Regions from separate parts of the Homo sapiens genome. Here all the other regions are linked to region 1. A link is a loop called in an ENCODE intact Hi-C map of the cell type or tissue named here. Cell type or tissue: PC-3. All regions are shown on one strand. Links, peaks and the distances in the headings refer to the core of each region. The heading gives the core; the rest is flanking DNA. Region 1 has its middle 94 kb from the start of LINC02530. Region 2 has its middle 130 kb from the start of EDN1. Region 3 has its middle 58 kb from the start of EDN1.

Region 1 (10,590 bases), core at 809-8,808:
TGTTTGTGTGGTTGCTTTATAGTGTCACTGGTCTGTGTGCTTAAGTGTGTTTTTGTAGTGGCTAGTAATAGTCTTTCCTTTCCACATTTTGTGCTTCTTTAAGAGCTCTTCTCAGGCAAGTCTAGTGGTAACAAATTCCCTCAGCATTTGCTTGTCTGAAAAGGATCTTATTTCTTTTTTGCTTATGAAGCTTAGTTTGGCCGGATATAGAATTCTTGGTTGGAGTTTCTGTTTTTAAAGAATTTTGGATATAGGCCCCTAATCTCTTTTGGTCTGCAGGGTTTCTGCTGAGAGGTCTGCTGTTAGTCTAATGAGCTTCCGTTTGTAGGTGACCTGTCCTTTCTCTCTAGCTGCTTTTAACATTTTTTTCTTGCATTTAGACCTTGGAGAATCTTATAATTATGAGTCTTGGGGGTGACCTTCTCATGAAGTATTTTGCTTGGGTTGTCTGCATTTCCTGAATTTTAAGTTTGGCCTCTGTAGCTAGGTTGGGGAAGTTCTCATGGACGACATCCTGAAACATGTTTTCCAAGTTTCTTCCATTCTCCCCATCTCTTTCAGGGACATCAGTAAGCACAGATTCAGTCTCTTTACATAATTCCATAATTCTTGAAATTCTCGAAGGTTTTGTTCATTCTTTTTCATTCTTTTCTTGAAAATTCTTGTCTGACTGCCTTATTCCAGAAAGCCAGTCTTCAAGCTCTGAGATTCTTTCCTCAGCTTGGTCTATTCTGCTGTTAATATTTGCAATTGTATTTTGAAATTCTTGTAGAGTGTTTTTCAGCTCTTTAAGGGGTCAGTTACATATTTTTCTATGTTGGCTATTTTGTCTGTTAGCTTCTGTGTGGTTTTACTGTGATTCTTTTTTTTTTTTTTTTTTTGAGATGGAGTCTCTCTCCCATCACACAGGCTGGAGTGCAGTGGCATGATCTCGGCTCAGTGCAACTTCCACCTCCCAGATTCAAGTGATTCTCCTTCCTCAGTCTCCCGAGTAGCTGAGATTACAGGCGTGCACCACCAAGCCCAGCAAATTTTTGTATTTTTAGTAGAGACACGGTTTCACCATGTTGGCCAGGCTGGTCTTGAACTCCTGACCTCAGGTGATCCACCCACCTCAGCCTCCCAAAGCGCTAGGATTACAGATGTGAGCCACCACGCCCAACTCTTATTGTGATTTTTAACTTCCTTGGATTGAATTTCAACATTCTCCTGAATCTCAGTGATTTTCATTCCTGTCCATAATCTGAGTTCTGTTTCTGTCATTTCAGCCATCTCAGCCCAGTTAAGAAAACTTGCTGAAGAACTAGTGCAGTTGTTTGGAGGAAAGAAGATATGGTGACTTTTTAAGTTGTCAGAGTTCTAGCACTGATTCTTTCTCATCTTTCTGGGCTGATATTTCTTCAGTCCTTGAAGTTGCTCAACTTTGGATGAGTTTTCTGGGTTTTTTAAAATCCTATTTGATGATCTTGGAGTTTGTGGTGTAAGGTGGATTCAGTTGACTGGCTTCCTTACTGGAAGATATTAGGGGATCAAGGCTCAGCTCAGGACTCCTGTACTGCATGCTCTAACTCTGGGAGCCTGGTATTAGGCCCTGGATTTGATCTCTGGCTCCTCAAGGTTAGGAACCTGCTGTGCTGGAGGGGCTAAGGTGCTCTTGGACTGCTGGTCACAACATTCTGATGGGTGGTGCCAGCTAAAGCACTTTGTAAGGCGGTGGCAGCAGGATCCATTCTTGTTTACATGTGCCAGCAGCAGTGGTAGTGGCAGTGTCACAGGGTGCGTGCTTGCATGCTTGTTGGCTGCAGCAGGGGGCTACCCAGGGCCAGGGTGCTGGCCTCCACGTGGGCCTTCCCAACAGTAGTGGTGGCAATAAGGCTCAGGGGGAGTGGGGACCCCCCCAGCAACTGTGCACACATTCACATCAGTGCAGTGGTGGTGTTAGCACAAGGGCAGGGTGCTGGTGGGTGTAGGACTGTGTGCACCCTTTGTGCTCATTCACATGAGTGGTAGTGGCCACTCTGGGCTGGGGGCAGGTCCACTGTTCTCCTTGCCTGATTTCCCACTAGCAGCTCCAGCGCAGAGTGAAGTGCTGGCAAGGGTGGGGCTAGAGGGCTCCATGACTGCCAATGTGCCCATGACAATGGTGGTATGGCGAGAGGAAGGAGGGCGGGGTGCATTCGCACTTGCAGCAGTGGCTTGGCAGGGTGCACATGCACCCACACACTGGCAGGGAAGGGAAAGGTAGGGCCACCCACACATGTGTGCTGGGAAAGCAATATAGGGGGTGGCCTTGGGCGAGTGTCTGTAGGCAAGGTGGCATGAAGGAGGCTGCAGTGGGGGCGGGGCGCAGGTAGGCTGGTTCCTGTCCACTGGGGCCACTCTACTGGAGTACTCTGCTGGTCGGGGACACAGTCCACCAGGGCAGGAACTATGATGTGGGACCCCAGGAGGTATCTGGGGGCTGCATTGCAAGCAGGCATGGCCAGGCTGGGGCTCCAGAAGACACCAGCAGACTGAGGGGTGCTCAGATCAGACTGGCTTCTTCTCATGGGCAAGATCGCCCTGCAGCACACAGAGCAGACAGTTTTCCTAGGGTTAAAGTCTCCTACAGGAGCAAGTCAAGCCTAGTGGGGCAGGCATCTCTGGACGTCCTCCACTACCAAATACTGTGGGCTCCACCATGGCTGGAGTTCTGCCCTTACAACTTCTCTAAGCAGCTTTCCCTGCCAACTCAAGAGTCTGTGGTGGTTGAGGGGTCTCCTCCAGTAGGGATTCAAGAGGCCTGTGGTGAAAGCTGGTTGCTCCTTGCCAGTTAACTCACCCCCTCCGCAGGAATTGTTGGGGGCTAGGAATAGTCCCAGTGCATGGCAGCTCTGTGTGGGGTTCTCAGCTTCCTCCCTCTCCAGCCCAGCTTCTGTGTCTTCCCTCCAACTGTTCTCAATGCCTTCCCTCTGAAGATCTGCTAGGAGTGTGCCAGTCTTCCCAATGTCTAGTCTCTTGGAGAGAGATGTTCCTTCCAACTGCATCTATGTGGGAGGAACGCGGGAGGAACATCCCCCACTGAGGGAGCGGGACATCGGGAAGACTGGCACACTCCTAGTAGATCTTTTTAAATTCTCAGCATTTATTAGCATTTTAAGGATGCCTTCTGCCTTCATTTTATCTTAAACAAAAATATTTCAATTGTTTATCTTTAACCAATGCTCTGTTTACCATAAGCATAAATTCTCACATGACTGTGACTAAATTAATGAAGCCTAAGGGCATTCTCTTTTTGTATTTTCATCAACTTCTGTTGGGGCATAAACTGGTACAACCTTTCTATTTAGCAGTTTGGCAATACATATCAATAGCTCCAAAAAGTTACACCTTTGACCTAATGATTTCACTCCTAAGAATCTCAATGAAATTATAAGTAACAAGGAAAGAGGTTTGTTTGAAAAGATGTTTCACACAAAAGTATTTATAATAAGAAACACTAGGGAGGCCAAGGAGGGTGGATCATCTGAGGTCAGGAGTTCGAGACCAGCCTGACCAACATGGTGAAACCCCGTTTCTACTAAAAATACAAAAATTAGCTGGGAGTGGTGGCAGGCACCTGCAATCTCAGCTACTTGGGAGGCTGAGGCAGGAGAATCACTTGAACCCAGGAGGCGGAGGTTACAGTGAGCTGAAGTCGCACCATTACACTCCAGCCTAGGCAACAAGAGCAAAACTCTGTCTCAAAAAAAAAGAAAAAAAAAAAAGAAAGAAAGAAAGAAAGAAAGAAAAAAACCCACTGCAAACAACCTTTATGTGTCAATTTAATAAAGATCACTCTTTATAAAAGTGATCTTTACATAGAGTTTTAATAACCTAGTAACCTGCTTATGGTATTAAAGTTAAGTGTAATAAAAGCAGGATGCAAAATTGTGGATAAATGTGGTCTAGAACAGGCAAAAATAAAATACATAACAAAATATAGCAAAATATTAGCAGTGACTGAATCTGGGTGTGGAGATATGTTATTCTTGCATCTTTACAGTTATTTACTGATTGTAGCAATAAGACATTCAACAAAGGTACTCATCTCACCCTCTTCTACTTTGATGCTCTCAGTAATGTTTCACAATTGTTGACATAATCAAATATTAAAAATTCTTTTCTCTGAGTCATGTCAACAAGGAATGACATCAATAATGTCTTAGCAAACAAGGAAGCCAATAATCCAGTGTCATGATTAAAAAGCTGAAAACCTTGACCATAAAAGAACCTTTGCATTGGCCGAGTGCGGTGGCTCATGCCTGTAATCCCAGCACTTTGGGAGTCCGAGGAGGGCGAATCACAAGGTCAGGAGATCGAGACCATGCTGGCTAACACAGTGAAACCCCATCTCTACTAAAAATACAAAAAATTAGTGGGATGTGGTGGCATGCGCCTGTGGTCACAGCTACTCGGGAGGCTGAGGCAGGAGAATCACTTGAACCCAGGAGGCGGAAGTTGCAGTGAGCTGAGATCGTGCCACTGCACTCCAGACTGGGCGACAGAGTGAGACTCCATCTCAAAAAAATAAATAAATAAAATAAAATAAAATAAAAAAAGAACCTTTGCATTATAACTTAAAGAATCTCTCAATGTACATATTTCCATATCAGCATGTGCTCAGACGGTGTGTTTTGAGAGATTTGTGTCTTAAATGGCCTCCTGGATTTCTGACCTAACTTTCCTGTCCTTTTCGGAGCTGCTGAAGAGGATAAACTTTAAAATGAAACACACATACCTCCCTAATTATGTTTGCTATTACAACGTGACTTGTGAAAACTTTGGGGAAGTATATTGTAATAGACCAGCTAGCTATTGTACTTGAAGTATATAATTTGTAATTAGCAAATATGTTCTGAACTAACTGAGTAAACCACTTCTTTGCATATTCAAAGAAAGATCCCTTTTAAGGCGACTGAGTGCTAGTTTCCATGGAAGATCTCATTGAGGGGAGCCTGGAGGTCTCAGGATCTCTCATGAGGTCTCATGCTGGAGGCATGAAGATCTCAAGACTGTAAACAGTCACTGGCAACTCTTCACCTGATTTTGCTTCAACCTCCAAGCATCTGACCTTTATTATGAATATTCATTCATACCATTGTCTCAATATTGGAATGCCCCATCATTCTTTGCCAATATCTCTGCTTACATCTTGTGTTTCCAGTGAACAGAAAGCATGAACAAGAAAATGCACATGGAAACATGAAAATGTTTCCTCATTCTTTGCACACTCTGGCATGTCTTTCCATTGTTTTGTCTACTCTTGGAGAGCATCTGAACTGTAGGAGTCTTAGGAGGCCACTAGAAATTGGCTTCAACTGCATAGTAACTAGTTAGGCTTTGCTGTGCTTCACAGTCAGCCTAGAATGTTCTTGGGGCAGAGTGGTCCCATTGAATGACCAAGGCTGAAATGGCCACATTGTTAGCAACAACTTCTTCTCTGCCAATTTGTCATTTTTTACCACTTACTGGAGTCATGACAAATGTATCTGAGTCTCCCCCACCAGAAATAGAAGCCGCAATGTGAGTCACCCAGCCAAGCCTGTGCAATAGACATTAATTTATATGTCTTAAACAGTACTTGCCACATGTCTTCAAAAAAAATCCACTATTCAGTTCTTATCTGGAAAACTACAGAAATAGAAGTTTTGTTTCCTGTTATTGCAGGGCTCGTGGAGTTGGAGAAATGCTCTTGATTTCCTTTCATAAAGTTTTCTTTCTGAAACAATCAGTACTGTAGTAAACACTGACCCAAAAAAGAGGGTTCATTTCATGAATTTCCAGTAATGCCTGTGCTCAGAGTATTGTTTTTGTCATAACAGATATGAAAGTTTAATGATTAATGTCCCAGAGATATTTCATTTGTTTCAATTGCTGATACATTCACCAAAGATTTCCCATATCCAGGGGGCTGCTATGTTACAGGGGAAGTAAGTGGGCAGAGCCACAGTTTCTGATCCCACTCACTCCAAGCTGAAATTAATCAGTTTAGAAATGACATAACTAAATTTTATTGCAATGGGAGGTTAATCCTCAGGTACGAACTTCTGACAGTCTTAAACACTGAGGAATTTTAGTCTTTCCCTGCTGTTTTTCATCTTGGTAGGGATTATGACCTCTGCGTCATTCTATGATTTCCTTGGGACTCAGTCTGAGCTTTCTCTTTTGGTCTCTTGAGTCTCTAAAAAAGTCTTATTAATCCTAATCCAAAACTCAGGCCCCAGATTATATTTTAGGCCTAATTTGCTCTTAGTGTCTCTTAGTTGACTTGGCAGGGTTTCATGGTTCTACTAGATTTCAAATCTGTTGAGGAGCTGCAAAGGCTAAACCTCCATCTTGACTGACACCATCTGGATTTCAAGCTTCCTCAGTTCCAATTATTCTTCTTCCTCTGCCCAGGCTTAATGCTGAGATTTTTTAATGAGTGCTTCAACAAAGCCCTGCCCCTCTGCATTCAGCTAATTTCCAGTTCTCCTGAGAGCCAGTCTATGTCTTTCTCCATGGTTTCACCAAAATCTTTTCTTTTACTTTTAATATTGCTTCCATGGTCACATTTGCATCCAAATGTGACTTTCTTACACTGTGGTTAATATGTGTCAGCAATGCAGCTCAAAGGACAAGAAAACATTAAAGACAACAGCCATTTTACTGGGAAAAAAATCCTACACATTTCTTCCCTTCAGTTCTCATGTTTACAATGTGGAACATTCCTTCCACTGCTAACATTCTAATTTTCATATCACAATTAGCTTGTCTTGTCCACAGGTGCTGATATTCTGAAGCCGATAAAGTCCATCTTGCTCTTGCTCATCTTACATGTCATTTCTAGAATCTTGGGCCCTGACCTTTCTTCCAGGGAGCCCCTGTCTTGATAACTGGCTCAGTAATACAATGTTTCTGGGAGTAGGGTCTTCCCTGGACCTCATGAAAACTGCCTGAACACTGCCAAGCCCACAATATGGGTCTGGGTCCTTTTCACAGCTCCACATCCCAGGCACAACACCCTGATGGCCAGGCTGGAACTCTCTCCCTCAACATCATTCCCTTTTGCAGAAGTGTACTGCCAGCTGGCTGGGACTCCTTCACATCACCTATGGCCGTCTCTGCCCACCTGACACTTGGGCTTACCCAGGGGCATGTTCAGTCTTCAGAGGCGGACTCTCTGCCTTCAGTCCGAGTGCCAACCGAGTCCTGATTTGTAAAAGTTCTGTCTTGGCTATGCTATTTACGTACAGAATGTGATATTAGCCAAATTTCTTTACCTCTTGCATCTTGGTTTTCCCTTCTATGTAAAATGTAGGCTGTGCTGAGTGCTGAAAGGTCTCCGTTAGGGATGATGATTCAGATGTGTGTAAGTTCTACCAGAATCTGTGGCCTGGAACCAAGGTCATGCCTTTATAGATAGAGGAACCTATATCTCCAGGTACAAGGGCACAGTGGCATAAAATTCTCCCACTGATGAGCCATGGCCCCACAACTTCCATCATTAATCTCTCTGGGGTAAGGCTATGGTACCCAAATACTCATCTTTAGCAAGTGCTGCTTTGGATAAAGCATTAAATGATCTCTGGCTAATTTAGGACATTTCAGTGAGTTTTCAAAACACGATGTAATTTTTTTAATTTAAGAGAGTTTCTTGTAATATGAAACTAAACCCTTTTCAAATATTTTGGTATTAAAATATCTTCTCTTTTATAATGCATTCATGGTATTAAATGGTAGTTTTGTTGTGGCTTTTTAAGGTCCTTAACTTGGCAAAATAAAATGGTTAAAAAACCCCAATTTTTTCCTTAATCTTCCCTCCTTTTTTCTTCCTCTCCTCCCTTTCCTTCCTCAGCATCTCTGAAGCCAGCACTGCTACCCTGATCCTCCTCCTCCCTTTTCTTCTTCTTCTTCCTCCTCCTCTTCCTCTTCTTCTTCCTCTTGTTCTCTTTCTCTCTCTCTCTCCCCACCCCCAGCCCTTTCTTTCTCTCTCCTGTACAAATTCCAAAGTTTGGAAGCCATAAGATTGAGGTCTGATTATTCTTAAAATGTCAGTAGTATCTTACCTTGTTACAAATAATGCTCATTTTAGTTGATATTAGTCATTGATTTCCCTGAAGGTCTTTCGGGTTTAAAGCATAGGGTAGGTCATTTTGGGAGAGAGTGAGGGGTAGAATGTTCATGCCATTGTTTAGCTGTGGGACATCAGGGTCAAATGGCTTGGGAAGTGTAAGTGCTCTCATGGACAGTGTTAGAAAGGAAAAGAAAACAGGACCACAAAAATAAGAGATAAAAACCCCAAACCCAAATATAACCGAGTCCACAGTGTCACTCAGGACCAGATCACCCAGTAAAAGTGCAGTGAAATTGCTTGAAATGGAGTGTGTTTAAAATCTAATCCCCAGCTCCACTTTCCAATTGACATTAAGATTTATGCAAGCTTCCTGTGGGATGCTCTACTTCTTGGAGCACCAAGACACTTTGGGTCTCTTTCAATTAATGCCTCATCAAGGTGTTTCCACATATGCAGAGGACATATTTTTTCTTGTGTGTCTGATAGATATTGCCTTAGAAAACAAACTCTCCCTGAATCTTCAATGATACTTTTCAGTCCAAGTGATCCCTAAGTCCCCACTAGCCTTAGGAATGAACACTTGATTCAATTCTGGCCACCCAGCTTGCTGGCCACTAAGATTGATTTAGGCATGGACATATGATTCAGACCAGCCTAATCAGAGCCCTTTCTTGGCCCTTGCCAGAGCTATTGGAAGAGATGGTCCTTCTTTCTTTGAGATCACAAGTTCGGAGATCTATGTCGGCTCAGGGTTGCTGGGGACCTGCCTGTGAATACAGGAGAATAGAGGCATACACTGCTGAAGACCGCCTTCAAATCCGAGGGTACAATCACGTGTAGACTTCCAAAACATTCTTCTTCTGTTTGCTCTTGTTATTTTGGCTTAAGCTGGATTGATTTAGGTTTCTGTCATTTGCATCCAAAAGTCTCCAGGAATCTACAGTATTTAGTATGAGAGTCTTTCCTGTGAGGGCCTTCTTGCCTTAGGACAGTTGATCTGAGGTCCCTGGGATTCCTGGAGCATTCTTGACCAGCTTGCTTCTGTCTGCATCTTCAGGATACTAACCTTCTTGAAATCCCATCAGGAAAAAAGGCTGGGGAATGAAGTGGAAAGAAACAGCTCTCTTTCCAGGGACGCTTTCCATCTTGGTTGGCATCTGGTTTAACTAGGAAGGAGGGCCTTGCTAGGCCAGTATCTCAGAGGACATGTTAAAAAAAATTGGCCCTGTGGAACCCTCATGACAAAGACTCAGAATGGACTGTTAATTTTTTCTTCTGCTTCTCTCTGGAATTATTTATATTTCACTAAGAAATGACAGCTGAGCTATTCTCTTCTAAGTGCCAAATCCTCCACTGAAATGTGCCAAGCCAGCTCACTGGACATTTCACTCAGAAGGCCAAGAAGCCATCGTGGGAGAAAAGACCCTGTTCTAACAGAATTGAAAGCTGGAGCAGTGCTTTTCCCACTGACTGTTGTCTTTCAGTAAACAGAGAGGAGGGAAGTAGACCACAGATGACTTGCCTGCTAGGGAGCTGGAAGACATTGTTGCTGCCTGCCTGAATGCATTCTGGTGGATCTTTATTGGCTGTTTCATCTTGGAAAGAGTAAGTCTTAACCACAATAAAATTTTGTCCCACATCAAGGATTTCTTGAATGCTTTATCCAAGAAAAAAAAAAAGACAACAAGGAGAGAAAGGAACAAACAAAAAACACCCTGTAGGAAAAGGTGAACCGTAGGGCCTAACAGTCTGAATATTTTGTCTCGGTGTCAACCCCCAACATATGGTAATTTTCAATGACTGCCAGACGAAATGACGAACTTGGAGGTAGAAGGAAAGTTGTTTATTCATGTTAGCAATGTGTAGAAACCTGTTTACAGAAATTTTTTAAAGAAGGGTATTGGCTGTTTCAGCCAATACTTGGGTAGGAAAGCTACCATAATCCTGAAATCTAAAGCACAAACACAAATGCACAATCAAAATTAAACTTTACAATAAAATGTATAAATATACTTCCAAAGAGACTTAGCATTCTATTCACTCATACAAGGAAACTTTTGCTTGTATCTAAAATTATTTAGGATCTGGCCAACAATGTCACAATAAGAAGTTAGGAAGATAAAAATGAAAAAAAAAAAAGTAGAATTCTTAACAGCATGGCAAAGAGAGTGTTTTAAAATTAATATTAGGAAATGTATTATCTAAAATTTAAAAGCATAAAAGCATAATCCTTAAAATATCATACTGATTCACTCTGCTGCTAATTCCTAACATATATATATATCCATAATAGTAATGAATTAAAAGTAATAATTGTAGATCTAGATTAATTTGGACTCAGGTATATTTTTTATTGGATCTCCCAGGGCCAACTTTAACCTTCTGAATTGCATCCTAAGTAAATAGGACCAAGACTGAAATATCACACCTGAGCCTTGACAATCCAAACCTTCCTAGTAAAAGTTTGACTTTGGTATGTACATATCTTTGTTTCCCAGGGTTCAATTTCAACA
Region 2 (10,590 bases), core at 1,538-9,537, 71 kb after region 1:
GAGTCCCAGACTAATACGCACCTAACTAAATAGAGAGTGGGTGGCGTTTTTCTCACATGCCAGGAAATCGGGAGGGGAGGGTCAGTCACTGCTGGAGTCAACTCGGTTGCTCAGTAGTGTCTTCCCAGATGCGTTTGGCCGTCTTTAGCACATGGATTTTGTCCCCTGCTTGTCATCTCATGGTCACAACATGGTTGTCATGTTTTCGATATCACAGTTGCATTCAAGGAAGAGAGAAGGAAAAAATGGTTAAAACGTGTGTCTCCTTTTATCAGGAAAGTAAACATTTTCCGGAATTCTCCACCCCTTCATAGGATATAAGCAGACACCTACTTATATCCTATATCTCACTGGGTACCTACATCACTATTTACATCTATTTGCTACATGACATGGTCACCTCTAGCTGCAAGCCTGGCCTGTCTCTATTATAGAGTCTGTCAAAGCTAACTATGCTTTTCCCAGCCAGGCTTGGCACTAACTATGAGAAAAAAGGAGTGAGAGCAAGCGATAAATCAACACTGTCTGCTGCTGATGGGCAGCAATTATTCGCATTTTACTTTGAATGAAGGCCCCATGACATCGAGTGACTCACCTAAATTCACTGAATAGAGCTAGAAACAGAACCTGGTTTTTTGGACCACAGCAAGTTGATACTACATGGCCTTGCTCAAAATACGGCTTTAATTTTAACTTCTAATTTATGAGAGTGCTTTGCAACACATGTCTTTATTAGGTGATGATTTTATGTTTAATTTCTGCAAGAAATAGAGCAATAGAAATATACTGGGCTTAGTTGCAGTTATTTTTAGGACTTTGGCATGGTTCAATATTCCTCCAACACATATTTCATTAAAGAAACCCTAAGTAAATCATTTCGTTTTACATGGTCTGAAACTTTGCCCTCCAATGTACCCACTTCACCTAGGATGGTGCTTGGCATCTGATGAGTACTGAATAAGAATTTGTTAATCACTTGAATGGATGCAAACTAAAACCCAAATTTGACATGTTACCTTTCTTTTCTTGCTTAATATTTTTTTTCTTCTGAAAGATGTACATTCGTGCTGGAATCCCTCTTAGGCTTACCCTAAGGTGGTGGGTGTAAGAACACAGTGCCCCATCCCAACAGGTAGACCCTGGTCATGTTATAATTACACAGTGGCTCTCATTTAAGATGTGGCTGGTGCCATAAGGGACTGTGGTAGGCAACATGCACAATGGCCTAGGGAAGCTATGTACATCTCCTATGATGTTGGTTACCACTCATTGTGTTAAGCCAGATGCATCCGCTTCCCTGGTCTTGCCAGGCAATGCAGAATTCAAATGGCAACCAATTTCTTAGGAATAATGATTCTGATGACTCTGGTGTTCAAATTTCTTTTTCAAGCATTCATCCTTTCCACGTGTCTTTTCCAGCAAGTGACAGCCCTGGTTTGTAGAAAAGGAAACTGAAAGGCAAACTGAATTAGGATTAGCCACTCAAGAAAAATACTCAGAGTCTTCCCTTAAAAATATTTGATTTTCTTCCTCATTAATAAAGTGGCTGCATATTCTTTAAGAGGTAACTGCAGTTTGTATTAATCACTGACATTTTAAGGGCCCAGCCATGAGATAAATCATCTGTTCAAATAAAACAGAATAAAATAAAATAAGGAAATGTATTTATACATTGTATCAAATAAAAGACCATTCTAATAAATGGTCTACATAACATTCACTTAAAAATTGATCAGTGTAATACAAATGTTTTGGTCCCATTTAAGTAGATATAGTTGATGTTGAATCTTATTATAGAAAATAAACTCAAGCTACCAATAACAATTTTTATACTGTACCTTTCTCCACTGCAATATTCAACTTGTTTTTTTTCTTTAAATGTCAAATGTGGGACTATTTGTATAAAATTAAAGGATTTAGATTCTATCTTGCTTTTCTAAAAGTGAAACTTTATTGTGTGAAAAATCATACCTATTGTTTACCGGGGTGTCCTGGCTCTTAATTTTATCTGCTAATATTCTTCCTCCTTAACCCCACAAATACTGAGTTGCTTGAACATCTGTCATTTTTATGGATGAATATCTTGTTCCTGTATTTTATAGTTGGTAGTGAAACTTTACAAACTCTCCTAATTGTAAGTTCTTCAAGGGCAAGAACGATGACTTTAATTCCTGTATAAATGCCCCCACATCATCAAATAACAATCAACAACAAAAGATGCTGTTGACCAAATTACTCATCCAGGGGTCAAATTTTATATCTGTTTTCAGGATCCATGAAAATAATATTTATTTCAGCTTACTGAAGACGATTGATGAAAAATTCTTGAGCTGAAGTTTCTCCCCTTTCTGATGATCTGAATGTGGCATCTAGAATTAATAAAATTAATAAAGAAAGGTATTGCAAATAGCAGGTAATATGGCATTATGCAGACAGACATGTATGACTAATATTTCTTTAGTTTTTATTAGGTGGTTTTGCATTACTTCAATACAACCTTAACTCAGCCCATTCACAAATCCAGTTCCCTTTTCCTCTTGTTCAAAGATATAGAGGAAACAGAGACATCTAACTGGTTTTCTTAAGCAATTTATGAGAAAACAGTTATTGGGTTCCTAAAGACCCATTTGGCCTGCTTTCAGTTCAGACATTCTCCTTTTACATTCTTACTTCTCATTTTCTTATTCCTCCAAATTAAGTTCTGCATTCACCATGGGGCATCTAAGACTCATGTTGTCATGGCTCTCTGCTCATGTTTGGAAGCCAACTTTTAGATCCTTGATAAAAGGTGCTATCACATGCTCAAAATATTTTTCTTTTGTTACTAAGCAACACAAACAGAAATTGTTCCGAAGAGCTAGAAAGACTATAATATAAATGCATGAACAAACTCCATAGTAGAGAGAAAAAAGTCTAAGGATGGGCAGATCTGCTGCATTCAGGGTTCATTGAGAGTTCCAAATTCAATTTTAAAAAGGATTTAGGTATTAAAAAAACAAACAGGAAGTCACATTTTTGGCGAGTGCGAAGAAATCTAAATCCTGTGCAGTGGTCAAAAATCTGCATTCACAGCAACTGAATGGGCTCTAAACTTGGCAAACGTGCTCTCTGAGCCCCTTTTCAAACAGGGGAAAATGCTTTAAAAGGCTAAAAAACAAAGGCATCTTAAACGTTAAATGGATTTTTTTTCCAAAATAAAGACTTTGATGAGTTACGCTTAAAGGAATCAGAAACACATGGATTAAGCTTTACTTAAAACAAACATAGGTTTAAAATTGTGGAGAGAAAGCTATGAGCAAAGTCTGTTAAGAGCTTCCCTCAATCCCAAATATTTGCAAAAAGGATTGAGATTTTTCCCAACACACCACAAGTTTTCTAAGTCTAATTTGATGGTATAAGTCACTAGAAATTGTCATCCATCCACTATTTTTCTGGTTTAAATATAGCTGCCATTTTTGCTTGTCTTTCCCAGATTGTAACCAATTGTTCTCTGCAGCAAGCTAATGCTCCTTTACAAAAGCAGACTCAGAGCAGCAGGCAGACAGCTCCATGCTCTTAAAATTGAGGCAGGTTCTGTGCCTGCACAGCACCTGTGGGCATTACCAGGTACACCCTTCAGACATTGCTTCCAGAGCGGCCATGTTTTGATGCTTCTGATGCCTCTCCAACCACGCTGGCTAAATTGGTTTCATGTGCCATTCACTCTAGTTACGTGGAAAGCTGTTTTTTTTCTGGCAATGGGTGACATTTTCCTGGCCCAGCGATCACATGCCTAGGAGGTTTCTACTCTTGCACGAAGGCGCATTCTGGCCAAAGGAGCCTGGCTGACATGCTGGAGGCTTGAATCCTCCAGACAAACAGCACAGACAGAGAACAACTGGCGCCATGCTGCACATTCCTACCCATCTTCAGACTTCCCTGCACATTAAGACGAGTCAAAGGTCTTCCTTTTGTTTTCAACAAGTGATGTTAGGTCCCTAGGATCTAAATGCCGAGTAGAGCTCAACTCACTGAGGAAATGAGGGGACTGTAATACAGTCATCTATGTCAAATAACTAGAGTAGTGGGTCTCAAACTTGACTGCAGTGGGATTGCCTAAGAAGCTTAAAAACAATACTGATGACCTGTGCCCTTATGCCCCAGAGATTCTGACAGAGTTGGTCTGGGGTGTAGCCTGAACAATTGGATTTTTAAAAGCTATCCAGATGATTCTACTATGCAACTAAGGCTGAAAACCTCTCAACTAGGGTTCCAGGGCTTCTGATCACCATGAAGCTAAGTATTGGGATAGAAATATGATATTCAAAACTGGCTACATATTAATCACATGCAGAGATTTTTAAAATACTAATACCAATGCTCAGACCCCACTCCCAGAATTTTTGATTTAGTTACAACATTATTAATTGTGGTGTAAGCTCTGTTCTAGTATTCTAAGTGTGAGATGTATGTATATAGAGCTTTATATATATTCACATACAGAGAGATATGCCTTAATGCAGTCATCCCTTGGTATATACAGAAGACTGGTTCCAGGACCCCTGCATATACCAAAATCCATGTATGCTGAGGTTCCCCGCGTCAGCCCTGAGGAGCCCTAGTACACAAAACGTCTGCCCTCTGTATATAAGGGTTTTGCATCCCTCCAATATTGTATTTTCAATCCACACTTGGCTGAAAAAAATCTGCGTAAAAGTGGACCCGTGTAGTTCAAGCCTGTGTTGTTCAAGGGTCAATTGTATGTATCTTTGGAACAAGCCAATAAACTAGGTACTTGTGATAGCCATGTCCAAAACGGCTCCCAGTGATCCCTGCTTTCTGGTGCAAGGGTGTATTTCGCTCCCACACTGAACCAGAGTTGATCTGTGGGACCAGTGAAATACTGCAGAAGTGATGATGTGTGACCTCAAGGCTAAGCCACAGAAAGCATTACAATTGCCACCTTGGTCTCTTGGGTCACTTATTCTGGGGGAAGCCAGATGGCATGCGATGTGGACTCTCAAGCAGTCCTATCTCTATAGGCCTTTGTGGGGAGAAACTTAAGCTTCCTGCCAACAATAAGCCACATTTTGTCATTTATGTGAGTGAACCTTGGAAGTGGATTCTCCAGCCCTAGGTGAGCCATCAGATGACAGCAGCCCCAGCTCAGAGAAACCCCAAGCTGAAACTGCCTGACTAAGATGTTCCTGAATTCCTACCCAGAGAAACCAGGAGAGATCTTAAGCCACTATGGTTTCAGGTGATTTGTTACACAGCATTAATACAATACTATTATTATTCCCATTTTACAGTTGAGAAAACTGAGCCATGGAGAAGTTGAGTAAATTAAGATTACTCAGCTATAAAGAATATATTTGGGAATCAAAATTAGGTGGTTTGTCTCCAAAAATCTGTGTTCCTAAAAACTATGCAATAAAGTAACTCGTCTGTATTGTCATGTCCCAATTGGTAGAGAAGAAGTTACAACGGTGATGATAAGCCTAAGAAATTAGATTCATGCAAACACCTTTCAAGTTGTCTAAGTATTGCCAATTGTTTCAAAATTATTAGACCATCAAAATGCTATCCTTCTATTCCAGCCCTGAGGCTTTTTTTCACTGATATTCCAGAAACACAGACTATGGATTCTCTGCTATAGGTGGGTCTACAAATAGACTCTCATATCTCACATCACTTCTGCTTTAAGTTAAGCCTACATTCAGGTTTTTACCACCTTTGAAAACTAAGTGCCTGTTTATATCCTCAAGAAAATTTCCACATGGCATAGGAGAAGTCCAGGTGTTGAGGACACAGAAAAGCCTCTGTCTCTGCAGTTACCAGTTGTGTGACTTTGGACAAAGGATTTTATGCCCAGGTGCCATTCCCAGCAAATCTGATTAAACTGCTCTGGGATGAGGCCTAGGCACGGGCCTTTGTAAAGCTCTCTGAGTGATTCAGTGTGCAGCCAGCATTGCAAATTACTCATGTAATCTCTCGCAGTCTCGGTTTTCTCATTTGTTAAGTGGAGGCAGTACGACTGAGCCTGTGGTGGGTTTTTTTGTGTGTAAGGATTAAGGGTAAGCAATGAAGGCAAAGCTCCAAGTGTGGTGTTTGGCACATAGCTGGTACACAATGAATGCCATCCATCAGTATTTGTGGTTTGTTTTAAATGTTTAATGTATTACACAAAAGTATAATACTTACTCAGATGCAGCGATTGATTTGCTTTCCCTAGAGAATCCTTCTTTTATATTTAGAAATTCCTTCCTACCTGGAGAGCAAGTAAGTACACATCTAATTGTCTTCAAGTTTCTTATGATTTTATTTTTACACTCATCACATTTATCTGGAGTTTATCTTACTAAGTAATGTAAGATAGGGCTTGAGATGGATTTTTTTCCCCAAAGAGCTCAATTTTCCCCCAACAAGCATTGAATCCATTCCTTCCCTCATTGATTAGTGAGGACATCTTAGTTATTTATTAGAATTGTAGGCATATACTGTCATTTATTTCTGGTGTGACTACTCTCATAAATGGATTGCTTCTTTATATTTCTATTAGCTTTGTTTTAAATGCTTAATTATGAGGGTTTTGCAATGCCTTTAATATCTATTGGGTAAATTCAAATATTTATCTTTCTTCTTTTTCCAGAAGTGTTTTCAATATTCTTGATGGAGATACCTTTTAAAAATATCAGATTCTTAACCTCCCTTAAATCCTTCAGTATCTCCTCATCAACTAACTGAGTCACTAAACTTCTCCACTAAGGTAACCTAAATGGAAAGAAAAGTTAATTATTTACCCAGGATCAGGAGATACTGTACAAAGCAGGCCACCAGAAGACCAAGATAATACCTAGTGTTTCCTCTTTAAAATATAAGCAACTTTACAATCTATTTTTTAATACATCTACTTCTTTTTTTTTTCAAATAAAGTTTTTCAAATAAAATAGCACTTTACTAGAGATGACGTGTGTTTATTCTGTTGCTTTAAGTAGCACTTGTTCCCTGTGCCTACGTGCCTTGGGAGTAACCCAGTTTGAAAAGGAAGGACTTACTGCAAAAAAATGCAAGCATTGTGTCATGACATGCTGGGCCCATTTTTATTTAGCTCCTGTGTATCTTAAAGATTCTTTTTCTATCATACCTCAGATGTATCCAAAGCCACCACTACCGCACAACTTGCAGTGCCTTAATGATAGTGCTATGGATAATGATAGTGCTATGAAGTATGTGACACAATAGACAGCATCTTTTGACTTCTTCCTAAAAGCTATCTCATATACAAGGAATATTTTTTAAATGGCATGCCCTTTGAACCAGTAACTCCATTTCTATATATTTATTCTAAAATACTAGTCAAAAAAAGTAGACAAGTGTGTAACATGCATTAGGTCATGTGGTTGTTTGAAAATTAGTCCACAAATTCTTTGACACTCCTCTCTCAAAAGGTGGGGCCTAATTCTCTTTCCCTTGAGTGTAGGTCACAATAGCGACTTGCTTCTAATGATTTCAAAGTGGCAGAAGTGACGGTATGAGACTTTTGAGATTTCAAAAAGGCATTTCAACTTTCTCCTTGCTTTCTTTCTTAGGTCATGCTGAGACCAGCTGCCATGTTGGTAGGATGCTCAAGTAGCTCTAGAAAGAGATTCACCTGGCAAAGAACTTAAACTTCCTGCCAGGAACTAGTGCTGACTTGCTAGTCACATGAGCCATTATGTTGGAAGTGAATCTTTCTATCTCAATCAAGCCTTAGATGACTGCAGCCCCAGATGACTACTTGACCACAACCTCCTGAAACCTCAAACTAGAACCACCTAGCTAAACCTCTCCAGAATCCCTTACCCGCAGACACTATGTGAGATAATAAATGATTATTATTCTTTTAAGCAGCTGGTGGATTTTAGATACTGTGGTATGCAGCAATAGATCATGAATAGCATCTATTTCATTCTTCACAACCACCTAAGAGATAGTTAACATGATTAATTTCCCATTTTACAAAACAGGAAACTGAGGCACAAAAAGAAGAGTGGACTTGTCTAAGACACCCGCTTACCAGCACATGGAGTTAATATTTGAACCTTTACCCCAAAATACACTTTCTTCTATGCCTCTGTGCATTTTTACATGCTGAGTCTCCAGCCCAGCTAACTCCTCCATCATGGTTCAACCTGAACAAAGTATACAGAAAATGCAAAAGAAAAAGACTAAGATGACTGCACAAATGAGAATGAGATTTATTTGAAAAGTCAAAGCAGTTGTGCTATCAAAACTGAAAGCAGGCAAGTGAGAGTATACGCAGGCCCCATATGAAATTATAATGAATTGCTCCCACTATTAAGAACCTATTAGGTGCCTGGTACATGGTATATTTAGCACATGTAGTTCTTGCTGCAATCCCAGAGGATGCTTATTCTAACTACCTTCATATTACAAATGAGGACACTAAAAAATGTTAATATACTCCATATGCAAAGAACAAATAGATTTCATGCAAAGACTCTATTTAAGAAAAAATAATGAAGAACAATAGCAGAAGTGTCACAGAATACGTACTAAGCATTAATAAACATTATGGGGCAAAAAGGTTTCATATTAGTATTCAAGGTAATGAAAATTAAAGCAACAAATCCCACACTAGTCACATTAGCGGAGAATACTTCCTCCTTCCCAGCTTGATTGAAGCATAATTAACAAATAAAAATTGTGTATATTTAAGGTGTAAGATGTGATGTTTTTATATACATATTCATCGTGAGGTGACTACCACCACAATCAAGCAAATTAGCGTATTTTTCAGCTCAGTCACCATTTGTGTGTGTGGTGTGAGAATACTTAGGATCTACCCTCTTGCTAGGATACAGTTCTGGAAAAGACCCTTTTTAATATGTCAGTTCAAGCAACAAATTGCTACAACATCCATGGGAAGCAATTTGATAACATATACTAGGAATATTTCAAAATGTCATGTCCTATGAGCCTGTAACTCCATTTCTATTTACTTATTCTAAAATACTAGTCAAGGAAGTGGACAAATATTAACATATCAATATATTCAGTCTAACTGTATTTAGAATACAAGAACAGAAAAGAAAAAATAATGAAATATGAGCAAGTTAAATATTGAACAGAGAAATTCTAAAATAAATTACTGTGTCCATAAAGCAAGAATTATGTAACCCTTAAGTATAACATCTGCAAAAAAAACTATTGATAAAAGTATTGAAAATATTGAAAAATATTGAGAATTATTTTAATATATAATGACATTGCTGAATTTAACCAAATGGTTAATTCTACATTCCAGTTTATCTATATTTAGGGATCAAGAAAGGTGTATTAGTTTCCTAGGGCTATTGTAACAAAGTGCCACAAACTGGGTGCTTTAAAACCACAGAAATCTGTTCTCCCACAGTTCTGGAGGCTAGAAGTGTGAAATCAAGATGTCTGTTCAGATATCCTCTCTCTGAAGCCTCTAGGGGAAGGTCCTTCTTTGCCTCTTCCAGCTCCTGTTAGCCTCTGGCATTCCTTGGCTTGTGACAGCATCATCCAGTCTCTGCCTTCATCTTCGCTTGGGCTTCTCCCCATGTTTCTGTGTCTTCACATGGCTGTCTTAGAAGAACATCAGTCATGTTGAATCAAGAGCCCAGCCTATTCCAATATGACTTCATTTTCACTAATTACATCAGCAATGACCCAATTTCCATAGAAGGTCACATTCTGAGGTACTAGGGCTTAAGACTTCAACATATCTTTTTTTTTGTTTTAGGGGGGGTCATGTAATTCAACTCATAAGGAAAGAAAAGATATATGATACAAGGTTTGCTTGTAGATCTTGGGTCATTGAAGAGGTGTGATAATAGACGTCTGTCCAGAGATGTCCTCAGTTACCTCTTGCTCTGTGTGAATCTGGATGGCAGCTGGCCCAGCTATCAAAAGACATCTAGTTCCCTCGGTAAGAGTCAGGTATCAATAATTGTAGTGCAACTGGACCAGCATTTTGCCTTATTTGGAATACTCGGCATCTCTGCTTATTAACATTTGACCCCTCAGTTATTTAGATAAGAAAGTAGGACCATGAATCTACTTTAATTACAAATCAAGAAAAGGATCCATATTTCTGCCTCTTACCCTTGTAAAACATGAAAAATTAGCACACATTTCTAGTACCATTTTACATTGTGAACTTTCCTTCCACACTGAAAAACTCAGCAAACCTAGAACCTTTCACATAAAGGAAACCATTCTGTAAACTCATATCCTACTTAAAGGTGATGGGGTGGTTAAAAACACAAGCCCACCCCTTGTTCCCCTTCCAGAGAAGAGAGAAGATCTAAAGTTGTCAGTAGTCTGAAGGGCCCATCAACTGGCCCAGAATTTACAAGGATCAAAATGGGTATTATTTTTGGCTGCTGTGATGTGAATGTTTATCCATCACATACAAGGTTAAAATGACCTGTATATATTTTTGAGAATGCCAAGAATGATGGTCTGGGCTGAATAAGAATGAGGGCAATGTTTTACAAAACACACTGAGACCTGAAATTTGTAAAAGCTCTTTTCTTTAGAAGGCATAGCACAAGTGGAGGTTTTCAGATAAATCATCTT
Region 3 (10,590 bases), core at 823-8,822, 140 kb after region 1:
TGTAAGTCAATCTTAGATCCCAGTTGGTGAAAAAAGAAAGAAACAAGGAAAAACTGTTACAGTTCAAACAATATTGTGGGAATTGGCAAAAATGCAGCAAATGCCAAAGGAAATCCTGTGAAGGCTCTTGAGCCAAAGGCTGCATAACTGAAGTTGGAACTGGCCCCAAGAAATGTTGCACAACCACATTAAAAAGTGGACAAAGGGACAGGCACGATGGCTCACACCTGTAATCCCAGCACTTTGAGAGGCCGAGGCAGGTAGATCACATGAGGCCAGGAGTTTGAGACCAGCCTGGGCAACATGGTAAAACCCTGTGTCTGCTAAAAATACAAAAAAATTAGCCAGGCATGTGGCACACCTGTAATCCCAGCTACTCAGGAGGATGAGGCAGGAGAATCGCTTCAACCCGGGAAGCAGAGGTTACAGTGAGCCGAGATCGCATCACTGCACTCCAACCTGGGTGTCAGAGCAAGACCAAAAACAAAAAACAAAAACAAAAAACCAAACATAAAAGTGGACAAAGAATGCGAACAGACACTTTTCAAAAGAAGACGTACATGCAGCCAATAAGCATATGGAAAAATGTTAATTATCACTAATAATTAGAAAAATCCAAATCAAAAACCACAATGAAATACCATCTAACACCAATCAGAATGGCTATTACTAAAAAGTCAAAAAATAACAGATGCCGGCAACGTTGCAGAGAAAAGGGAACTCTTATACACTGCTGGTGGTAGTTTAAATTAGTCCAATGTTGTGGGAAACATTGTGGCAATTCCTCAAAAAACAAAAAACAAAACTACCATTCAACCCAGAAATCCCATTACTGGGTATATACCCAAAGGAATATAAGTCATTCTACCATAAAGACACATGCATGCATATGTTCATCGCAGTACTATTTACAATAGCAAAGACATGGAATCAACCTAAATGCCCATCAATGGTAGGCTGGATAACAAAAATGTGGTACATATACACCATGGAATACTATGCAGCCACAAAAAGAGTGAAATCATGTCCTTTGCAGGAACATGGATGAAGCTGGAGGCCATTATCCTTAGCAATCTAACACAGGAACTGAAAACCCAATACCGAATATTCTCACTTACATGTGGGAGATAAATAATGAGAACATATGGTGCTATGGTTTGGATCTGTGTCCCCACCCAAATCTAATGATGAATTTTAATCCCCAGTATTGGAGGAGGGGCCTGATGAGAGGTGATTGAATTGTGGGGGTGATTTCCCCTTTGCTGTTCTCATGATAGTGAGTGAGTTCTCACAAGATCTGGTCATTTAAAAGTGTGTAGCACTTCCTCCTTCACTCTCTTCCTCCTGCTCCAGCCATGTAGGACATTGTGGCTTCCCTTTCACCCTTCACCGTCCACCATGATTGTAAGTTTCCTGAGGCCTCTGTAGCCATGCCTCCTGTACAGTCTGCAGAAATATGAGCCAATTAAACCTTTTCTCTTTATAAATTACCCAGTCTCACGTAGTTCTTTATAGTAATGAGAGAATGGACTAATACAGAAAAATGGTACTGGGAGTGTGATATTGCCATAAAGATATCTGAAAATGTAGAAGCAGCTTTGAAACTGGGTAGTGAGCAGAGGTTAGAACAGTTTGAAGGGCTCAGAAAAAGACAAGAAGATGAGGGAAAGTTTGGAAGTCCTAGAGACTTGTTAAATTATTGTGACCAAAATGCTGATAGTGATATGAACAGTGAAGGCTAGGCTGAGGTGGTCTCAGATGGAGATGAGGATCTTATTGAGAACTGGAGTAAAGGTCACTCTTGCTATGCTTTAGCAGAGACTAGAGACATTGTGCCCCTGTCCTAGAGATCTGTGGAACTTTGAACTTGAGAATGATTATTTAGGGTTTCTGGTAGAAGAAATTTCTAAGTAGCAAAGCATTCAAGATGTGGCCTTCAAGATGTGGCCTGGCTGCTTCTAACAGCATATGCTTATATTTGTGAGCAAACAAGAGATGATCTGAAACTGGAACTTACATTTAAAAGGGAAGCAGAGCATAAAAGTTTGGTAAATTTGCAGCCCAGCCATGTTGTAGAAAAGAAAAACCTATTTTCTGGGGAGGAATTCAAGCCAGCTGCAGAAATTTGCATAGCTAAAGAGAAGCCAAATGTTAATAGTCAAGACAATGGGGGAAATGCCTTGAAGGCATTTCAGAAACCTTCACAGCAGACCCTCCCATCACAGGTCTGGAGGCCTAGCAGGGAAGAATAGTTTTGCAGGCTGGGCCCAGGGCCCTAATGCCCTGCATTACCTCAGAACACTGCTCCCTGTGTCCCAGACACTCCAGCTCCAGCCATGGCTAAAAGGGCCCCAGATATGTCTCAGGCTGCTGCTCCAGAAGATGTAAGCCATAAGCCTCGGCAGCTTCCACATGGTATTAAGCCTGCATGTGCACAGAGGACAAGTGTTGAGGCTTCGTAGCCTCTGCCTAGATTTCAAAGGATGTATGGAAATGCCTGGATGTCCAGGCAGACGTCTGCTGCAGGGGCAGAGCCCTCATGGAGAACCTCTACTAGGGCAGTGTGGAGGGGAAATGTGGGGTTGGAGCTCCCACACAGAGTGCTCACTGGGGCCCTGCCTAGTGGAGCTGTGAGAAGAGAGTCACCAACCTCCAGACCCTGGAATGGTAGATCCATCAACAGCTTGCACCATGTACCTGGAAAAGCCACAGGCACACAACACCAGCCCATGAAAGCAGCCAAGGGGGCTGTACCCTAAAGAGCCACAGGGGCAGAGATGCCTAAGGCCTTGGGAGCCCACTCCTTGCATCAGAGTTGCCTGGATGTGAGACATGGAGTAAAAGGAGATTATTTTGGGGCTTTAAGATTTAATGACTGTCCTGCTGAATTTCAGACCTGCATAGGGCCTGCAGCCCCTTTGTTTTGCCTGATTTCTCCCTATTGGAATTGGTATATTTACCCAATGCCTGTACCATCATTGTATCTTAGAAGTAACTAATCTTCTTTTGATTTTACAGGCTCATAGTCTGAAGGAACTTGCCTCATTTCAGGTGAGACTTTGGACTATGGACTTTTGAGTTAATGCTAGAATGAGTTAAGACTTGGGGGACTGTTGAGAAGGAATAATTGTATTTTGCAATGTGAGAACAGGAGATTTGGGAGGGGCAGAGGCAGAATGATATGGTTTGGATTTTTGTCTCCGCCCAAATCTCATGTCAAAGTGTACTCCCCATTGTTGGAGGAGGGGCCTGGTGAGAGGTAACTGAATCATGGGGGTGGATTTCCTCCTTGCAGTTTTCATATAGTGAGTGAGTTCTCACAAGATCTGGTTGTTTAAAAGTGTATAGGACCTCCCTCTTCATTCTCTTCCTCCTGCTCCAACCATGTAAGATGCACCTGCTTCCCCTTCACCTTCCACCATGATTGTAAGTTTCCTGAGACTCCGCAGCCATGCTTCCTGTTCAGCCTGCAGAACCGTGAGCCAATTAAACCTCTTTTCTTTATAAATTACCCAGTCTCAGGTACTTTTTTTTATAGCAGTGTAAGAATGAACTAATACACATGGACAGAACGAGGTGAACAACAGACACTGGGGCCTGCTTGTGGGAGGAGGGTGAGGAGAAGGAGAGGTTCAGGGAAAAAAATAAACTGCTAGGTACTATGCTTAGTACCCAGGTGATCAAATAATCTGTATACCAGATCTCCAAGTTACAAGTTGACCCATATAACAAACCTGCACATATACCCCTGAACCTAAAATAAAAGTTAAAATATTAATTTTTAAAATAGAAATGTTGTGAATGAGGCAAAGCATGTCTAGATGCCTCCCTTCTTTCAGCAAGCATCATTTCCAGGATCTCCATGCATCTTCAGATTGTCTCTGTCTTAGCCATGTGCATCCTATCAAATTCTGGTGATTATAGCATGAAATTGGGGCACCCCTCCCCAATGTTGTAAGAGGGGCCAGCTATAGTCCTTCTGCTGGGGAGTAAGAAACATGATCTTGATCCATGTGGGTGACTTACTTATGATTTCTGGAAACATTGGTTTCCATGGCATGAAAATAAATTTGAGGTTCATTTTCAGAGTGACTACTTTCAGTGTTCTTATATGGTATATATATGTGGTAATGACCAGAAAAGATAAAAGTGTAATTACACATGACTTCATAACTATCAGATACAAGTATAGCTTTCTCAAAACAAAATACAGAAATGGCATTTTAGGAGGTGATGTGGGAAAGCAGAGAGCTGACATAAGGAAGAGCAATGGCCATGGGTGGATTGGGAGTATGGAGAGTGAGAACTAAATTTCAAAGGTCTTTTTAAAAAGAATGAAGGGCAAGGAAATGTGATCAGTAGACTGTTCAGAGGATCATTAGTGGAGGAGAATGAAAAGACAAATCACTAGGCCCTCTTGCCCATCAGGATCATATATAGTCTCTGCAACAACAAAGGATCGCTGAGAAAGAACAAAACATGCCCCTGTGTCCATTCATGTAAACACTTTCTCTATTACTCTTGGTTTTCAGGGATCTGTCTTTGTTTCTTGCTTCTGTGGAAAGAGTATTTAAGTTAAGGTAGGGAGGAATGTACCCTCTAAGCTTCAAGCTACAATAGCAGTATTTTCTCACTTTGGTATTTTTTACTTCCCTTGCATTGTCTTGGCATTTATTAGAGGGTAGGTAGACTGTGTAGGAGTGCATCCTTTCTTAAGGCTGAGAATCCCTCAGCAAACAGAGGTTGGGGAGTGGACGTAGGCTAAGGGCAAATCTATTGTTTGTTGGGATCTTAGTGTACACTAAGTAAAAGCTTACTAAGATTACTATTACAACTGAAAATAAAACACTCATAAAAGTAAAAATAAGTGACCAAACCCACTTTACAGTCACTGCTGTATGAGCCTTTCAGTGAGAATAACACTGGGCAGGTTTCAATGCTTGCCCATAAAGTTAAGGTGGGGAGGAATTTTCTAGCTTACACTTCATCAGAAGGGCCCGGTAGTGTATTATAAGTAATTCAGAGATATGCAAAGACCCATGCAGAATGCAGAGTAGCTCCTGACCTCATTATATGTCTAGATGTTCGTGAGTTCTAATTCCGCCTCTTACTGCTACAGACACTACTGTTCCAACTCCCCCATCCCAGCCTACACTCAAAGCCAGCCTCGTCCACAGCCACATAGTCTTTCGTTGACTCATTTAACAAATATTTATTATGCCTCTGGTATGAGCAAGGCACTCTGATATGCTTTGAGGGTATAAAGATGAAAAGACTCTGAATCAAGTGTGGGAGGGACATGTAAACCAACAATTAGAGTGCAGCATGATAACAGGCTATGAGGGGGGGATGCCCAAGGAGACCACACAGGTGGGGGTACCCAACTCAGCCTGAGGTGGCAGGGGAGCTGGGGAATTGCATTCCAGGCAGAGAGAGAGCACTAGAGGCAAAAACAAGCAGGGCTGGGTGTGGTGGCTCATGCCCATCTCATCCCCAGCTTGTTGGGGAGCTGGGGCAGGCTGATTGCCAGAGCCCGGGAGTTCTAGACCAGCCTGGGCAACATAGTGAGACCTCATCTCTACCAAAAAAAAAAAAAAAAAAAAATTAGCTGAGCTTGGTGTCTCATGTCTGTAGTCCGAACTACTCAGGAGGCTAAGGCAGGAGGATCACTTGATCCCATGGAGGCAAAGTTTGCAGTGAGCTTAGATTGCACCACTGCACTCCAGGCTGGGTAACAAAGTGAAACCCTATAAAAAAAAAAAAGAAAAGAAAACAAAGAGAGAAAGAAAGAGAGAAAGAAAGAAAGAAAGAAAGAAAGAAAGAAAGAAAGAAAGAGGAAAGGAAGGAAGGAAGGAAGGAAGAAAGAAAGAAGGAAAGAAAGAAAGAAAGAAAGAAAGAAAGGAAGGAAGGAAGGAAGGAAGGAAGGAAGGAAGGAAGGAAGGAAGGAAGGAAGGAAGGAAAGGAAAGGAAAGAAAGAAAGAAAGAAAGAAAGAAAGAAAGAAAGAAAGAAAGAAAGAAAAAGAAAGAAAGAAAGAAAAGAAAGAAAACACAAGCAGATAGGAGTGAACATCGTTTCTTGAGATCAAGCACAGTTACATGCAGAACAGCAACAGGAGAAAATGTCATCTAGCTGAGAGGGTCTTAAAGACCCTGTGCCTCTGAATATTTCCTCATTGACTGGATGCTTAAAACAGTCCCATCTCTGATGTCCTTGAGTTAAGGAACAGTCTCTCTCTCTCTCTCTCTCTCTTTTTTTTTTTTTTGAGTTGGAGTCTCACTCTGTTGCCCAGACTGGAATACAATGATCTTGGCTCACTGCAACCTCCGCCTCCCGGGTTCAAGCAATTCTCCTGCCTCAGCCTCCAGAGTAGCTGGGATTACAGGCATGCACCATCACACCTGGCTAATTGTTGTATTTTTAGTAAAGACAGGGTTTTACCATGTTGGCCAGGCTGGTCTTGATCTCCTGACCTCCAATGATCCTCCTGCCTTGGCCTCCCAAAGTGCTAGGATTACAGGCATGGGCCACTGCGCCTGGCCCAGGAACAGTCTCTTTTAATACTAAAATCTTTATTTGAAGAGATGAAATATATGAGCCTTATTAGCCACCAGTATTTTAGCTTAAATTAGCAAACCCACAAAGAATAAAATATTAGACAAGAAAGTGTTGGGGGAGAGAAAAAGAAAGTTAAGAATAGCCCAGGCAGGCCGGGCGCAGTGGCTCACACCTGTAATCCCAGCACTTCCGGAGGCCGAGGCGGGCAGATCACGAGGTCAGGAGATCAAGACCATCCTGGCTAACACGGTGAAACCCCGTCTCTACTAAAAAATACAAAAAAAATTAGCCGGGCGTGCTGGCGGGCGCCTGTAGTCCCAGCTACTCGGGAGACTGAGGCAAGAGAATGGCCGGAACCCGGGAGTCGGAGCTTGCAGTGAGCCGAGACGGCACCACTGCACTCCAGCCTGGGCGACAGAGCAAGACTCCGTCTCAAAAAAAAAAAAAAAAAAAAAAAAAGAATAGCCCAGGTATAAAAGGTTTACAGTGGGCCAGTTCATTAGGATAGCCAAAAGTGGGGAAGGTGATCCTGGATCCTTGAAGAAATCCACACCAACAGAGAAAAGGAGAGTACAGTAAGTCCCTCCTTAATGATGGGTTCTCGGGAACTGTGACTAAGTGAAATGACATAGAAGGTACAATGAAACCAATTTGAACTTAGGCTAATTGATATAAAACAGAGTTATGTTTAGAGCAAAACACTTTTTATATTAAACATAGAAATAAGTGTGGGCTACACATACATTTAAGAAAGAGTGATAAAATTAAGTAAGATAATTATTTACTTGCTTCTTCCAGTTCAGGGTTGCAGGTGGCTGGGCCCTGTCCCAGCAGCTCATGGCAAAAGGCAGGAACCAGACCTGGATAAGGTGCCATCCCATCACAGGGCACACTCACACCTCACACACACGCCCACACTCCCTCACACCGGGGCAGTGTGGACATGCCAATTTACCTAACAGGCACAGATTTGGGAAGTGGGAGGAAACTGGATCACCTGGAGAAAACCCACACAGATGTGGGGAGAGCTTGCAAACTCCACACAGATAGTGGCCTTGGCCAGGAATCCATTTTTTTTTTCCTCATCAACATTGTAACATTATTTGAAGACCTGCTGTATAATAAGAGAAAGCAAATGGCACTTTAACAACAAACTATGCGGTGATTGTCAGCTGTTTAGGGAGAGGTCATGGCACCAGAATGCCCTCGCCATACCCACTGACCTGTTGAAGGGAAAGCACTCTTCTCAAAGAAAGGTCTCATCCATGTTGTTCTAGAAGGTCTCACCCATTTTATAATGCTTGAACACAGGCTCAGAGTCATCGTCCATTCCTTCCTCCATCCCTCTCCCAGGCAAGTGGTCTGAAAGCAGTGCTTCTGAAGTTTAAGGAGCATATGGATCCCTTGGCGATCTTTTCCAAGCAGATTTTTATTCAGTAGATCTGGGTTGGGGCCTGAGAATTCGCATTTCTCACAATCTCCCGAGAGATGCTGAGGCTGTTGGCCCAGAGACCATGCTTAGAGTCACTAGGGTCTAGAAGGCCGTCTTCCCTGGCATGTCTCACAGCGGTCTTCTTGTCTCCATCCCTCTGCTACTGCCTAGTTCAGGTCCTCTATGACTCTCCTCTGGAGAATTGTTTCTAGGCTCAATCTATTTTCTATGCAGTCTCTGGGCAATATTTCAAAAAGTGAATATGACGTGTTACACCCTGCTTAAATCCCTTCCAAAGATCCCACTTGCCAAGGAAGTTATTTTGAAACAAAATGTTTTCTTAAGCTGAACTTGAAAATAATAATAATAATGATGATGATAACAATAATAATAATAGAGAGGGGGGTTTCCCAATGTTGTCCAGGCTCGTCTCAAACTCCTGGGCTAAAGCAATCCCACCACCTCAGCCTCCCAAAGTGCTGGGATTACAGGCATGAGACATCATGCCTGGCCAAATTGAACTCTTAATACAGAAGCTTTCCTGGAATCCAATGTTGAAAATGCATACAAGCAGCCCTGTTCTGGCCGAAGCTGAGGGGAAATGCCTGGGTTCTTTATTAAGTCTTACTTGCTCAGCATGCTCTGTTTCCTGGTACTAGCTTTGAGATACCTCCATATAATCCTAGATTCTGGTGACCCCTAGGACCTACTGTCCACTCCAGAAGCCATTTCAGGCTGAAGCCATCATATACCTTGAGAGAGGTTACTCTCATTTTCCTCCTCGGTAAGATGAATATAAAACTGCCTCCTTGTAGAGTTGATTTTGAAGGTTAAATTGGATCATGTGCTCAGCATAATACCTGGGACATAACAGGTGCTCAATCGTTGTTTGTTTCACTTCCCTCATAACATTGACTTAAAACTGCTTTCCAGCTGGGAGTGCTGACTCACTCATGCGATCCCAGCACTTTGGGAAGCTGAGGCAGAAGGATTGCTTGAGTCCAGGAGTTGGAGATCGGCCTGGGCAACATAGTGGAATCCAGTCTCTATATAATAAATTTAAAAAGTAGCTGGGCATGGTCCCAGCTACTCTGGAGGCTGAGGCAGGAGGATCATTTGGGCCTGGGAGGTGAAAGCTGCAGGAGCCGTGATGGCACCACTGGACTCCAGTCTGGGTAATAGAGTGAGACCCTGTCTCAAACAACAACAAAAAACATTTTTCCCTTGATGAATATAATCATCATGCCCACGTTATTGGAAGGGATAACATACTGGCCTTATTAGTGCGAGTGGATTTAGCTTAGGCTTTTTTCTTGTGGGCAGGCTTTGCTCTGGTTGGAGGTGAGGGATTACTGGAAGAGATGAAGAAGCAACCCTGAGCAACAGAGAGAGGGGATGGAGAGGTGGCCAGGAGGGTAGACGGATGGACAAGACATGGCGCCGAGGCTATTGAAAGGTGCACCAGTTTCACAATAATGCTTACCACCAGCCTGGTGCCTTTCATATTAATTAACATGCGATGCATAGAAATTTTGAACAAGTTGAAAATTCCTAGACAGTGATCTTTGCTGTATACCCCAAATGGCATGTGCACTCAAGGGCATCAAGCTTCCTAGGAAAGAGTTCAATCCTGCTTGCCTCACTCAAGCTGTTTCTGATGGCAACAGTTAAGGATGAAGCATGTCCCTTAGACCTCTAGAGAGGTGCCATGGGCCTGGGTACTGTCCCCTCTGCTGGAATATTCGCTGCTCAAGGGCAAACAGCAGGCAGCTGTCTTACTTTAGGTCCTCTTGTCCACATCTCTCCCTACCTTCTATCCCCAACCTCCTGCCTACCTCCCAGAATCCATGTGAAGTGCATCCCAAAAGGACTCTCAATACCCCGTCTCAGCTAACTGACTTGGGACCCCTTTCTAGAATTGTTCTTCCCTAATTCTCCACAACAAGCAGGTTGCACAACAGGTGGCAAGGTGCCCCCGGGCAGTCCAGAGACCTGGTCCAAAATATACACGAATGGGCTGTTTATTTGCTCTAAACAGGACAGCCTGTGTGAAACCTGAACCTTGTCTCCTAAAGGATTTTGGCTACTTGAGGTTCCTGGTGTTAGATCAGGAGCCAGACTGAGGGCAGGGTGCCCTCCCTGCCCTCCATTGCAAAGGTCTTTCCTCCTCAGGAAATCGCGTCAGTACCAGTCTGGGGCCACTGTGCAGGTCTTGCATTCCTGGGAGCCTACAGAACAGCCTCAGAAGGTCCTATCAAGCTGCGGTATCTCAAAGCCTCCTGCAATGCTATTAACATAAAACCATAATCTACCCTGCAGAGTTAATAATTAGTTACAATCGGTTATAAGCCAAACACATCCCCAGTTCCAGTTGACAACAGGGAGGCTGTGGAAATGCCAGCTGGCTGGGAGGTTAGCAAAGCAGGTGAATGGCAAATAGGGCAAAGTAAAGCATCCACCTCAATTTGCAGACTGCTGAGGTTGTGCATGCCAGGAGCGTTGCATTCATATCACAGACATTCCTGCAGTCTTGCTCTCTGCCCCTGGAAATGTGTTAGCCCTACAAATTTGCACACCAGCAAGAACTGTGACTAACCATATA

The links. Peaks named below come from ENCODE experiments on the same cell type or tissue, not always from the same donor. Only the 100,000 strongest peaks of a DNase experiment are listed, where the experiment ranks them.
Region 2: it touches region 1 in a loop (2.1-fold over the local background); 3 of 110 quality-filtered maps call a loop at or near these places.
Region 3: a loop joins it to region 1, with 5 times the contacts of the local background. A loop is called at or near these places in 3 of 110 quality-filtered maps.

Annotation. Positions count from the first base shown.
Region 1 is chr6:12,486,101-12,496,690 of GRCh38, reverse strand. No RefSeq gene overlaps it. Among named protein-coding and RNA genes, the nearest start is that of LINC02530, 94 kb to the left of the region's middle. RefSeq lists an enhancer at 1,817-2,316. In PC-3, for the core only: no CTCF peak of the experiment used is centred there; DNase peaks (open chromatin) are centred at 4,120 and 5,500; H3K27ac peaks cover 2,808 bases.
Region 2 is chr6:12,416,244-12,426,833 of GRCh38, reverse strand. No RefSeq gene overlaps it. Among named protein-coding and RNA genes, the nearest start is that of EDN1, 130 kb to the right of the region's middle. In PC-3, for the core only: no CTCF peak of the experiment used is centred there; a DNase peak (open chromatin) is centred at 6,003; H3K27ac peaks cover 1,674 bases.
Region 3 is chr6:12,343,475-12,354,064 of GRCh38, reverse strand. No RefSeq gene overlaps it. Among named protein-coding and RNA genes, the nearest start is that of EDN1, 58 kb to the right of the region's middle. In PC-3, for the core only: no CTCF peak of the experiment used is centred there; DNase peaks (open chromatin) are centred at 4,744 and 5,284; H3K4me3 peaks cover 316 bases; H3K27ac peaks cover 1,981 bases.